Linked DNA regions of Homo sapiens: region 2 is linked to region 1. The links are chromatin contacts, found by Hi-C or POLR2A ChIA-PET in ENCODE. All regions are on one chromosome and are shown on one strand. The core of a region is the stretch at or near the end of the contact, and the rest is flanking DNA. Distances in the headings are between cores, read along the strand shown. Region 1 overlaps NFIB (nuclear factor I B). Region 2 overlaps NFIB (nuclear factor I B).

Region 1 (6,989 bases), core at 2,836-5,335:
CGGTAAACTACCTCTTTCCATTGTTTCCGTAGATTCCAATTTCTTAGAACCTGGGAAGTTGGGGGTGGGGAGTGGAGAAACACCCTGCTACATTCTGAATTGTCTTCTTTTTTTCTGTGAATAGCTGCAATAGTCATTGTATTGTCTGTGTTTGACTGCCTGACTGTCTTCCCACTGGTAGAATTGGCCTTGAGCTGACTCATCCCTTCTTCATGATTTGGCTTCCAACAGGCTCACACCCCACTCCATCTTAATGGTCATGACTTAGGAGCAGATGGATCTCTGACTTCTCATTGGAGTAATAAGGAAATGAACTTCAGATTACACATAGATATTGTAATGTTATTTTGTATTACCTCTGATATAGTTTATGTAAATACATTGAAATGTTCATCACTTATTCATCGATGTGTTTCACAAATATTTTTGGGCTCTTACTATTTAAACACTTCCAGTTCTTTGGTTGTTACTTTGTATTAAATGCTTGACATTACACATTAGTACACAACAAAGTAAGAGATACAATCCGACCCTAATCATTACTCTTTCTCATGTGACCCAAAAGCCTAAATACACTCTTCAGCAAACAAGTTCTAGGGAATAACAGAGGTTAGTATAATTATCCATAAATCTTAAACCATCTGTATCTACATTGTAATAAAATGACTAAGATGTTAATGTGTGACCCTGTTTGTAAAGTTGAATTTTAAAATTTTGTTCTGTGTTTATTTAGTACTTACTCTATATATAGGCAACGAGTTAGTCATTAAGGAAGATATAGAGATGAACAAAACCCAGTCACTTCTGTAAATAAAGGATCTGATAATCCAGCAATGACTGCAAGACTTGAAAACAGATCTCTCAGAAAATCTGAAAGTACAAAGTATAAAATTAGTACAAACTAGGTGCTATACAAGTACAGAGGAAGGAGATTTCTGGCTGGGCCAGTGGGTGGTAGAAGGAGTTGGAGGAGCAGTTTACAGAGTGGGTGGTGGTTGGGCTGGATTTTGAAGGATGAGACTAGAGTGTGTAGAAAGAGGGCCATCTCATCTCAGGGAGCTGCAGGAGGAAGATATGAAGGGTAGGCATTTACAAAGTACAATTGGGTGATGAAAAATAATCTTGTGTGACTGGTTAAGTATATGAGCTGTAGTCATGATAAAGGAGGTTGTTTTGTTTTTTTGTTTTGTTTTGTTTTTTTTTTTTTTTTGAGATGGAGTCTTGTTCTGTCGCCCAGACTGGAATGCAATGGCTCCATCTCGGCTCACTACAACCTCTGCCTTCCGGGTTCAAGTGATTCTCCTGCCTCGGCCTCCCGAGTAGCTGAGACTACAGGTGCCCGCCACCATGCCCGGCTAATTTTTGTATTTTTAGTGGAGATGGGGTTTCACCATATTGGCCAGGCTGGTCTCAAACTCCTGATCTTGTGATCCACCCACCTCGGCCTCCCAAGATAAAGAAGGTTTTGTACTTAATATATTTACTTTATTAAGTTTACCCTATATAAAATAAAGTATAATGAACTATAAACAATAACAAAAGCAACAAAAATCTTTCTATATGATAGTAAGTTACAGTGGTCCAGAAGAGTCAAAACATCTCTTTCCCCGACCAGGCAAGACAGTCAGTGTCCTTTTTTGTATTCATGACTTTTAGCACCTTGTACAGTGATTGTTACTTAGAAGTTTCTCAATAATTACTGAAATGAATTTAACCTGGTAAAAATTAATTGCTCAAGAAATAAGAGTTTCTTAAAATAGAAGTGCATTAAATTGGGACATTTTGTTATAATACTCTTAAAAATGTATATATATTTTTCAGAATAATGACTTAATGTGGCACCTGTTTTATTCCCTACTGAGATCTTACAACTTCCTCTCACTCCTTCTTTCATTCTGTTTCTAAAGAAGGTGGGTGGGTGGATGTCAAACATCAGTGGCTCCTCAGTTCACAGCAGTGAAACACATATGCTAATTGAATGATTTTCTGTCTTTTCATGCTATGTATGGTTGAAAAGCAGTGTGGTGCCTTTTGTTCTGGTAAATTTTCTGAATAAAGATTTGCGGATCATTTTGGACTGTCTGGAGGCCAGTGTGCGTAATTCGGTATATAGCTGATCGCAGGTTCCACTGGCCCTAAGATCTTAATTTGTTGGTAACATGCTTATCATGGGGTTTATATTTTTATCTCCAGTAGTAACAACTCTATAAGATAGGTGATTTTTATTGTCTCCAATTTGTTAAGTGAGGAATCTGAGGCAAAAAGAGGACTAATAACCTAGCCAAGATTTCATAACTGGTCATCTGTGGCTAGGATTCAAATCCCAGCTCTTTGATTTCAGTGCTCCATGTTGCTGCACTACCCATGCTTCACATCTCTGAACTGCATCTAATTCCTTGGTCAGCCCTGAAGCTTTATGTAAAATCCAGTCAAATTGCCAGTTCTTAGAATCTAGTTTTGTTTGTTTGTTTCTCAGATGTATTTCAATTCTGAGGATTTTCAAACTTATTCTCACCCTAGGACAGAAGCAAGTAGGCCATAACCTCCCCTGCTAAGGTATTCCTCACACTCATTACACCCCCTTAACATAGATGAGAATGGGGTGGGCTGGGTGCAGGGTTACTGTTGTTTGTGGGAGTTCTCATCTCTAGTTTTGGACATAGACCAGCTAGCAAGCAGGCTCCATGGCCACTGTGGACCCTGCCCCGGTGTGACTTAAGGGTCATGTGGCATTCCCAGAGGCCTGGATTCACCACCATTTGCCAGAAAAGTTGTCTAATTCTTGAAATAAAAGGAGTCCAGTGGAATAGTAGCAAGGGTGAGGAAAGCAGTGAAATCGTGCAACGTATATTAAAGATGCCCAGAAATAGGTCAACGCAAAGTTCTGTATTTGCTGTATATACAAGTTCTGCTTTTTATGTTATTAGTGACCCTGGAACAAGGGTCGGGGTGCTGGTAACAGCAGTTCACTTTTCTTTCATCAGAGAAGGGTTTACAAAAGAACGGTGGCTTTAAGAGATCTTTGACATTATTCCAGCAAGGTGCTAATTGTGGTTGTGGTTTCCTTTTTCTTTCTTTCATTTTTCGCTTTAGTCTACCAGGTGCTACCGAGTCAAAAGCATTCACTGAGAGCCCACAGACCATTCTGTATGCATGGGCCATGGCAAATCAAACCGCATCAATAAACCTGTACTTTTAGAAAGGGAAGAAAAAATTTTCCTAAGAGATTATTTGGTATCTAAACTTTTTATTTTTGTTTAAACAAACCTAATTTGCATTCCTAAGAGTCATTTTTTAAAGTCCTTATTGTAAGCATATTTGGTTTTTGTTCAAACCATTGGCTTTAAAACACTTAAATTCTAGTGTATAATCATTTATTTTACTTTCTGCTTATATTGATCATTTTTCCTTTAATATTTATTTTCAGGTTACCTTGAGGATAGTTTTGTAAAATCTGGAGTCTTCAATGTATCAGAACTTGTAAGAGTATCCAGAAGTAAGTAAATTGTTTTGTTACTACTTAAGCATGCAGTATGATTTAAAATACTTTATATTTTGAACCTTAAATGTAGTATAAAGAGTGACCACATATTAGGAAAATTTGAATTAAAATCTTAAAACCTTTGATGAAATAACAATATATTTTGCTTGATTTTCTAAAATGTTTGCATTCAAATCATCAAAACTTTTTGTTGTACAAAAATAATTTTGGGGTTTTTCTGATTGCCATGTTATTGGTATTCATTTAATTCACTGTTCTCTGCATGACCATAGATGGCCATTTATATCAAAGGAAGTGTGATTAATTAAATGTACTCTATGTTGTTATGATAACCCACATAAGTTTCCTGTAGATAAGTGCTTTTTCATTTTACTAACATTTTGGTGGGGGTTGGAGATGCACAGGATATACACACTAACGTGCAGAGTGTAGAGGGATGCAGAAATTAACTTTGCAGATTGTAGTTGGATATAGATAGAAAGCATTGTTATCCAAAACAATGTCCAATTGTTTTAACTGGCCACTTCACCTGAGACACCATTCTTAGCAGGCTGGATCAGATTTTTCTAGGCTAAGCTCACCTGGCAGGCTACCTAAGCAAAGGGGACGTTACCTTGATTAACTCTTTTACTTATTACTAGCATGTACAAACATATCCAAGATGCAGATCTATATGTACTAATTATGTTAAAGAAGGTGACTCCTTTCTTCATACTCCCTTCACTGATTTAGCTTATTTATGTAACTTTGAAGGGTATATTTTCACCTGACATTTTGATAGAATGCATCACACTTCGGAGTGATGTTATTCAGATGATGTAGTCACACTCTGATACCTGCCTAAGTTGTGTTTCTCATTTGGGTCATATTTAGAGGTCATGAATAAGAATTATGATGATCCAGAAAGAACAAAGAGTAATCGAGTTACTGAGGATAAGAATAAGCAGTGTTTTAGAGTCTTGTTGTTCAGTAAAGGAATCTTCACGCTATCACTGACTGTCTTTTGAACCGTAGTTCCTCAAATAGCTCACATTTCTAAAGTGAACAGTGCAAATAGCATGTATAGCAGGGAGTGATACATATGAACGTTTAAGATCTTAAGTAGTTTATCCTTTCTGGTATAATTCTAGAGTGGATAAATGTATGCCCAAAAGACTTCTCTCATGGGTCTTTTTACATGGTGGCAGTGTAGGAGAAGAAACACAAATATCCTGTATTCTGGTAGCCCCAGGGTGTGTATTCGATGGGCAAGGAGATTGTCCAAGGCAGTGTACCTTAATGTGTTTTTCCAGATCAATATGTGATATCCAAAGGTATCCAACATTTGAAAGTTTTCACTTTTAATTTGGGAAGAAATATGCCTGACTTACCAGTAGCACTTTGTAGCATCAGGTAAGACAGGGGTTATCTGAAGGGGTGTGTGTGTCTTCCCCATACTCTTCTTTAGCGGAAAGGCTTATGGTGCTCCAGTTAGGAGGCTTATTAAATTATTTGCTTAAATTTGTACTTCTCTGAGTTCAAGTTCAATGGTATATTTTCATCCTTCTTAGGAGTAGGGCAGTAGAGTCAGCTGTCAGAAAATATTTATTTAGTACCTCATGATAGGTAATATTATGCTAAGGGCTGTCAAAGGAGAACCACATTAGAACCTTCAAAAGCCCAGATAGATATTTTGAAAAATCTGAATTTCAAACATTAAAACAAAGATGAAAATTATCTTTCTAGAACAGTTCAAAACCAAGGTAAATTTAATATACTTCATTCATTCATTCTTAACTTATAATGTCATATCCTAGAAACTTTTAGGTTATTTGTTATAACAAACATTACTGATTTGTAATTAGCACATTAATTATCTATATTCATTACGTAATTTATTCAGCAAACATTTATTTTCTCCTCCATATGTAAATAGGTGTCTCTGAAAGGCCTGATAAGTTCTCCTCCTAAGTGTTTTAATATATCCGCATCATAATCTTTGTTTACACAATTAAACTTCATTATTTATGAAATAGGGGTTTGCTAAGTAAACATAAACTTCAGCACAACACTATGTGTGTATCACAAATTCTGACTTCTTGAGGGTTTACAGTATGCTAGTGCTTTCAGTCCTCTAGGGTTTTACAATCATAAGACCCACTGATGTGTATGTTGACTTTAGCTAATGAAGCCATTCAGCATTAGGATAGTGATCTCTCTTTTGAATGATATTATCTCCATCTTAAAAGTTGATTTAGGATCAGCTTTTGGAGTGAGGAGAACAATAAGGGAGATTAAAGGTTGGCCTCTAACCCTTAGAATCTGAGGTTCTTTGGTGCTTCATTTCTAAGAGGATATCGGCATCCTCTTAAACATGATTTGCAGCTTTCAGCCTTCTTGTAGCTCCCTGGGAGAGGCGCTAACACTGATCTTTGCGTCTGATGTAAGTTCTTCCAGAGGCTCTTAAGCAGGAATATCTGACTGAGACTTGCTGTTCCCACACACTCTGTCATTAAATAATTTCCATGTGTGTTGTTTTAGTACTTTGGCCGTGTTTGTTAATCTACTTTCCTTTCTGTATCTCCCATTTAGTGTCAGAATGCATACTAAATTTTTACAGTGCTCATGCATAAATCCGTAGACAAATTATTTTATTGCTATCTTTACAAAATTAAAACATAATATGTGTACATATTTATGGAATCCATGTGATCTCTGGATCCATGCATACAGTGTATAATGATTAAATCAGGCTATTTAGGATATCTGTCATCTCAAACATTTATCATTTCTTCATGTTGGGAATGTTTCAAATCTTCTTTTTTTGCTATTTTAAAATATGTAATATATTGTTGTTAACTGTAGCCACCCTGCTGTGCTATCAAATACTGGAAATTATTCTTTCTGTCTATTATAACTGTATGTTTTTACCCATTAACCAATCTCTCTTCATCTCCTCACCTCCCCACCCTCCCCCACCTCTGACAACCCCTTCGATGAGATCAACTTTTTAAGCTCCCATGTATGAGTGAGAACATGCTATATTTGTCGTTTTTATTGCTGTCTTGACACTGCGGAATAATCTTTCTGGAACAAAATTTAGAAAAAAACAATTTCTGAAGATTTTAAAATTATCATTTACTACAAATTACATCTAGTTTATTTATGGGTAAGCAAATTATGTTAACTATGGAGCCATATGTATTCAATAGAAACTATAAATCTTTGCCTAAATATTGCATGAGCTTAATAAATTGAAAATAGTTTATGTAAGGTGGAACCTCTAAGTTTCCTGTTAATAACTCAGGTCTATGAATTGTATCCATTACTGTGATAGGAAGCCAGACAGATTGTTTACTTCACTTGAGCCCCTGAAATACTCCTTCTAGCATGTACCCCACTTCCAGTGTCATATAGAACATGGTTCTAATAATAAATTATAAAACATGCGGTTACTGTGGGATTTCTTACCTCACATTTTTTTAACCTTTGGTGTGCCTCAAGCCAC
Region 2 (6,989 bases), core at 1,817-4,316, 83 kb before region 1:
TGTATTTACTTAGCCTTGGTAATGGCCTGGTCCGTTATGCATACATAACTATTGAGGCAGTTTTTGAGGTTCTGGAATTATTCAAAAGACCTGGCCAGAAATGGTTAAATGGCAGGTAATTGCCGAATACATTTGCCCCTCATTTGCCTAAAAGGTATTCGGTGCCTGAGTGTATTCTTGCCATGTGCTTTCTTTCTCAGCTGCGGCTGATTCAGAAAGACCCATTGGAATTACTGTGAGAGTAGAGAAGAAACCCTGAATTACCAAAATGAAGACAGCCCTGCTCAACTTGATATGCAAATAAGCTTTGAGGATACAGTTTAGTTGGTCCTGGCTTTCTAACCTCAGAGCTCCATCTTACGCTGTCACTTGCCAATGCTACTTCATTGTGATACTTGCAGCCTACAAAGCTAGAGAGTTTGTCTGCTTTCTGTGGAGTAATTTTGAGTAGATGAACTGAGGCTTGGGAGAGTTTGCCAAATGAGGTGGTGATGATGGCTAAAGAGACTTGGACTTAGGGAGTGCTTTCTGGCAGAAGTACAACGCAGACGGTATCATGTTTTTGACCATGGTACTTTAGACATGCTGCCAAGTGTTTGTAACGAGATAGGGCTGTTACTATACTTTGCTTTTAACTTTACTTTTGCATACAGTACATCGTTCTTGTTTTATAAACTGTGTCGCATACTTTTTGTACCTCTATAAACAAGTGAAGCTGTTGAGTTTTTGGATAAAGTTTGAAGCAGTCTTGTGTTGCTTCTTCTTTGCTTTATGCTCCAAGTTGAGAGCTGAATAGTAAGATCTTTTTTCACACCATTTATAATGCGATGCACATTTTGAAGGCAATTTAAATTCTTTTGGCTCCCCAGCCATATGCTTCAAAATGGAAGCATTATGCATGTCTGAATAGGGGACTAGGTAGGAAATTGGAGTATAAAGATATATGGCAGGATATATAGTAGGGTAATATTATCTATTGAGAGAGAGGGAGAGAAAGAGAGAGGGAGAGAGGGAGAGATGGGGACAGAGAGATTAATTTCACTCTCTAGGAATTTTTCCAAACTTTAGGCCCAATTTTGCTGAAGAAAATTTAAAATGTTTCCATAGGCTACACAGGAACTTTTATGTATGCAATTTATATATTTAATGAAATTTTGGAACTTGACCAGTGTATTATTTGAGAAATTGGCAATATAGTCAAGAGTAATGGACTTTAAGGTATAATTTTTAATGGAAGGACAAAACTAATATAAGTGGAAACCATATTCCTCTTCTTTTATTACATTTTTTACTCATTCCTTTTTATGATTTTATTTCTCTTCATCCTCACCATCCCCTCTAAATTTTCTTCAGTTTGTTTCTACATTGGAAAAGTGAAATGTAATGTTCTCTTTAACATATAAACTCTTGCACTCTCTCCCTCTGGAGGGTATCTTTCACTGTTTTCATAATTTATTCTGCTGGGTAGAAAACCCCAGATTCCTCCAATATTCTGAAAATAATTTGTACTTTTTGTAGATAGAAATTTCCTGTTTCGAAGCTTCTCTCATTATAATCGTGTAAGGTTCTTGTGGTTATGCCTCATTGATCACATGGATATCATTATAAAATAATTTGGCTCATATTTGGATTTATATGTTTATGTATCTTTAAGTTAGAACAGAGATTCCTTTCTCATTCTTATTTAAATGTTGTTTTCTTATCTTTTCTCTTTCTGTTTTCCTTCATAGATAATAAGTGACTTGTAGTATTAGATCATACACAACTGGTAGTTTCTTCTGTAACTTTCATCAGAAATGAGTATTGTGTCTATCCAGGAGTTCCTGCACTTTTTCCTGAAGGAAACAGTTTGTATGTTAAGTATACCTCTAAACCTTATTCATTTGAAGTAATAGTCTTAGAACATATACACATGCCATTTTCCTCTTTTCCTCTCTACACCGTGGATTTGGAAATTATGGAAGCTTTTTACAAAAAGACCTAATGGGATTTATGTGTTATTTTCTTTGTGACCATTGTGTGAAAACAGTTTTCAAAGTTAAGTTACTGTTCTCCTGTGTAACATTGTGAATACAAAATACTACAAACCTTTTTGGTTAAATGATGGAGGAGAATCAATTTGTTCTTTAGGACAAATTTCTTAATTTTAGTTTCTTAGAATCCCTATGTAATGGGCATATTACCGACTGCTCTTGCAGAATCAAATGTAACTCCTTTTCCTATTATAAACTATATTGTATAACATAACAGCTTTTGAATAATTATCATGTGATGTACTTTCACCATCAGTTGACCTTATGCTGTTTAGGAGACACCAGGGAGTCCTGGGAATTAGGAAACAAAACAGAGAAGGGAAGAAAAAAAAGCAGGAACTGAATTTCCTTCATTCATTCATTTATTTTTGAGAAGGGTGGAGAAGCCCACAGATTTATATCTCGGTTGGGTGAAATTGTGTTACTGTTTATCTGTACCTTTTTCCCCCTGTGGCAAGAGACGTGGAGAATAGACACTCACTCCCAAAGATACCAAGTTCCAAAGCACTGAGTCATGAGTCCACAATGAAATACTAGGATGCAGCCATTTCCTACCTTTGTTTGGAAATGAACTGATTGGACCAGGCGGATGTAAGCCCTCAGCTGCAGGGCTTTACAGAAGGAAATGCTTTTGGTCTCTCTTAGGTACTCGATGCTGTTCTGTAACTTCTTTGTATTTGACTGAAACAACCAATGTGAAAATGTTTCCTAGACTATATAAAATTCAGCGCATGCACCCTTCTGTCTGTTTGTGCACATATACTTTTTATGTGATGGTAGGGAAAGCATCAACTGCTTTTAATGCAGTGAATTTTTAATGTAACCTTACGTATTAAACTCTTCACAAGACTGTCTCTCTTGAGTAGTCTCATTTATATTTGTAGCCCCTACTTTTAGTGGTGACTTCCAGGTGCTGTGTGATCTGACCCTTGCCTCCCTCTCCCCAGTGAGTCACTCTGCCTGCCCTTTCAGTAGCAGCAATACTACCATCCCTCCAGTACAGCTGAGCCTCAGGCACTTTGCTCTGTCTGTCCTTTCTGCTGGGAACCGTTTTTTTCTCAGATGATCGTAGGTAGGGCTTGCTCCCTTACCTCATTCAGAGGAAGACTTAAATTACATGTGCCCCCAAAATCTCCTACCACTCCAGCTACCACTCTCTTCTTCCCAGGTCTTTTTCTCCTTACCCTGCTGTACTCTTTGCCCCATAGCTACCTCACATATTTCATATTCATTTGTTTCTTGGTTTACTGTTTCTTACCCCTCCTAGACCGTAAGCCTCATGTGGGTTAGGACTTTGATAATCTGCTGTTTTGCCCAGAACCCAGAATATGGTAGAATACACACACACACACACACACACACACACACACACACACACACACACACTGTTATACCTAGCAGGGTGAGGAGCTTACACACACACACACACACACACACACACACACACACACACACACACACACACTGTTATACCTAGCAGGGTGAGGAGCTTGGTAGATCAATAATAAATGTTTATTGAATAAGAAACAATGTAGATCGGCAAGAGATGTTGCTGACCTCTTATATTGGGCTATTTGGGAGTTATTTAACTTTTGGATGCCTCAGCTTTCCCATCTGGTATGTGGGGACGAGATTTTGCATACCTTGGAAGCATGTTGGGAAGTCTGATTAATAATGAGTAGTAATCATGAGCAGTGAAAAGATCAGACACCAGCTCTGTTTAATGAGAAGGTACATAGACATAATGAAGAGCTTTTGTGCTCAGTGGGCAATGGTATATCTTAGGTGGCCAAGCTTTTCCCTGTGTGTGCTGGCCTTCGGCACTTTTTGGGTGTTAGGGATTTTGATGATCTTCTGAAGATGGATGAGAAGAGGGCTAAGAATGGCTAAAGCTTGGAGAATAATTTGGGGAGTCACAGTAAATCAATAGGATGAGATAGATGAAAGAAATTGGCTCTAAAGAGAGCATTGGAAGTTTTAGATTGTCATATTTACCACCTTCAGTTCTCAGACCTGATAGTTTTCAGTGACGTAGCCTTTTAGGAATTTCAGAAGTGTGATTTTACCTTGAATTTATTAGGGCTAAATTCAATTGTTTATGTTTATGCAGTTCATAATTTTGCAGTTTAGTTTGTGTGGGTTAGTGGCCCTACTGTTCAACTGGATGGCAAATCTGTGCTAGGAGGATACCATATGCACAAGTATTTTCTTAAATAATGTTGGCGTTTGCCACTGGTGTTAGGGGAAGAAGAAAAAAAAATGAGAGCAATTCTGGAAGCCCTCCAGTAAGGGGTTAGGAAAGAACTTAGGGACAAATGCTCCTACTTGGAACACAACACCAAATAGTGGCTTTTTTGTGTTTTTATTTTTTTTTTTTTAAAGAGAAGCCAAAATTAAACACAGTAGAGTTTACTGTTTGCTAATCAGCATGTGTTTACTTTCTCTTCCAAAACTGAAGTTGCCAACCAATACATTTCCTACCCAGTGCTATGAATCTGTCCAAATAAACATGGGAAGTAGTGAAACAATGACACCACATGAAAAATATATCCTTATTCATTAAATAGAATCCAAAAAATTCTCTGGAATTTAATTGTAGCAATGACGTGAGGACTGTCTGGTCTATTAAGAGAGGATAGTGACTTCCCTCTTCAGTTAGTCCAGCACGGATGAGTGTGATCTTAAGTGGCTCTACAATTCCACATGCATCGTCCTAAATCTAGATACATGAAAATGGATCATTTCCTATCAACCCCTCACTCACACCCGTGGACTCTAGGGCATTTGTGGTAGAGTTTTATGGTAATTACAAACATAAGCAGCTTGTCAGAATTCAAATAATCAATTTTAATTTCTGTCTCAATCACTAAAGATTACTGACCACTATGATGAAATTAAGGAGTGCTTTCTCTGGAGATTGCAAACACAAGGGCAGAGAGAAGTTAGAAGCTTCTATTTTGTGGTCAGTTTTGAAAAATACAGTCAAAAGCAGTAGCCATAATCAACATTATAGAGAACCTTAAATTCATAAAGATGCCAATTTAGCTATTAGTGGGCAGTTCCATATAAAACTGGTAGCTATAATGCGTACACATGTCTTTGTTAAGGGGCTTTGTTGTAGGAATGGAAGATGAGGGTATAGTGATTATTGTGTTATGATCAATGCTATTATTTAAATATGTCTTTAAAAAATATCCTGTACACTCTTGATACTGGAGCCCAGCCTCTTGTCTTCCATCAAAATCTGCTTTTAGGAAATAATGCAATATCAGGCATTGATTCTTTATTGTGAGTTTAAATACATAATGGTGAGCTTGCAGTAGTAATTGTGTTAAAAACCCAGTGGGTAAAGTTTCATAGTTAAAGTTCAAGCCTTGGGGATAAGTGGTGTTTCTGATAAGGACAAGCATTCCTTCTGACAAAACTCTTACTGCCCAGGTTACTATTTTTTTCTTTCTTGTACATATCAGGTCCTAGTGATGCTTCTGGACGAGCCTCAAAACAAAAGGTTGTTCATTCTTTGAAGGTGATTTAGCACCTAATTGTAATTCAGCAGTACGTGAAGATTAGAGTTGTTCTATCTACAGCAGTACAACAGTGCTTTTTTTAAAAATAAGAAATAAATTAACTGAACAACTGTGCTTCGTAATTCTTGGACTTAGGTAAGTGACATATAACCAAATAAGAGTTGTGTATAAAACCAAGATGATAGCCCATGAAAACCCAAAGGGATCTTTTAGGGTGAGATAGTATATGTCAAAGTTGTCAGGCAAACTGTATAAACTTGGTTGTTGCCTTTATTATCTATTCTAATCATTTACAGATAAGGAAGCTGAGGCCTTCAGCACTAAGGTCTCACACAGGCTTTTACAGCTGGTGAGGAACAAGGTCGGGGCTGGCAATACTGGGAGTTCCTAAACACAAAAGGCATTCTCCTCTATCAGTTTGCCTCCCAAGTTTTAAATGATGTCCTTTGAACATCAGATCGCCTTTATCAAAAAATTTTTAAGCCTGAATTTTAAAGGAATGAGATGGAGTGAATTAGTGTGAAGTCTTTTTTTCTGAGCTTGGTGTTTATTCTTTATTTTGTTTTCAATCGTATAACATTTTCTGTAATGTCCCATTTGAGTAAAGTTATCATTATCCTCTATAGGCATATACTTATTAAGTACCTACCAGTTGTGAAACCCTAAATAGTTAAGATTGCCACATTTGAACTGCAAGAATAATGAATGATTTAAAAGTCTAAAAGATTTGGTTATTCAACATTTGTTCAAAAAGACCAAATGAGCATATGTGAAGCTATTTTTTTTTGTCCCCTGGTTGATCCAGTGATTTCACCTCACTATTGTTATTCTGATCCTCTTGGATCTGGTTTTTAAAAACGTATGTTGAAATAGTTAAAACATACCCAAAAAAAAAACCAAAAAAAAAATTTCAACGAACAAATGCCAGCACCACCAAGTTTAAGAATGTTTAATAAAATTTTAGTTAAATTGATGTAAATTAAATTAAAAATATGCTAGTTTTACAAAGCATAACTAACAAAATGTTAAAAAAAAGAGTAGACCAAGTGCAGTGGCTCACACCTGTAATCACAGCACTTTGGGAGGCCGAGGTGGGCAGAGGTCAAGAGTTTGAGACCAGCCTGGTCAATATGGTGAAACCCTGTCTCTACTAAAAATACAAAAATTAGCTGGGCGTGGTGGTGCGTGCCTGTAATCCCAGCTACTCAGGAGGCTAAGGAAGGAGAGTTGCTTGAACGCGGAAGGTGGAGGTTGCAGTGAGCCGAGATCCCGCCACTGCACTCAAGCCTGGGCAACAGAGCAAGACTCCATTAAGAAAAAAAAAAAAAGAGTAATGATAATATACCTACATGCCTCCTCTTATCAATCTCATTCCTTCTTATCCTACTACACCATGAGGTAGCTTCTCTCTTAAATGTGGTGATTTTTG

Evidence for each region. A loop is a pair of places that touch in the nucleus more often than their neighbours do. ChIA-PET counts read pairs that join two places held with the same protein, here RNA polymerase II (POLR2A). Pooled maps may share reads with other maps.
Region 2: a loop to region 1 is called in a map of endothelial cell of umbilical vein, with 2.1 times the contacts of the local background. The contact joins two enhancer-like sites. A Hi-C loop is called at or near these places in 4 of 168 maps with a recorded cell type or tissue (endothelial cell of umbilical vein and heart left ventricle) and 7 of 50 pooled maps. POLR2A ChIA-PET finds 5 or more read pairs at or near these places in 3 of 52 experiments (MCF 10A, OCI-LY7 and activated T-cell).

What each region holds. Positions count from the first base shown.
Region 1 is chr9:14,152,332-14,159,320 of GRCh38, reverse strand. NFIB (nuclear factor I B) reads left to right here. Exons shown (of 11, transcript NM_001190737.2): 4 at 3,428-3,496. Among named protein-coding and RNA genes, the nearest start is that of NFIB, 160 kb to the left of the region's middle. Within about 2 kb of position 4,085, at least 3 of the 41 ENCODE cell types and tissues checked have a DNase peak (open chromatin) inside an H3K27ac peak, as active enhancers do; they include endothelial cell of umbilical vein, where a contact is called at or near this core.
Region 2 is chr9:14,234,273-14,241,261 of GRCh38, reverse strand. The region is part of intron 2 of NFIB (nuclear factor I B); the gene reads left to right. Among named protein-coding and RNA genes, the nearest start is that of NFIB, 76 kb to the left of the region's middle. RefSeq lists an enhancer at 2,337-3,098. Within about 2 kb of position 3,066, at least 6 of the 41 ENCODE cell types and tissues checked have a DNase peak (open chromatin) inside an H3K27ac peak, as active enhancers do; they include endothelial cell of umbilical vein, where a contact is called at or near this core.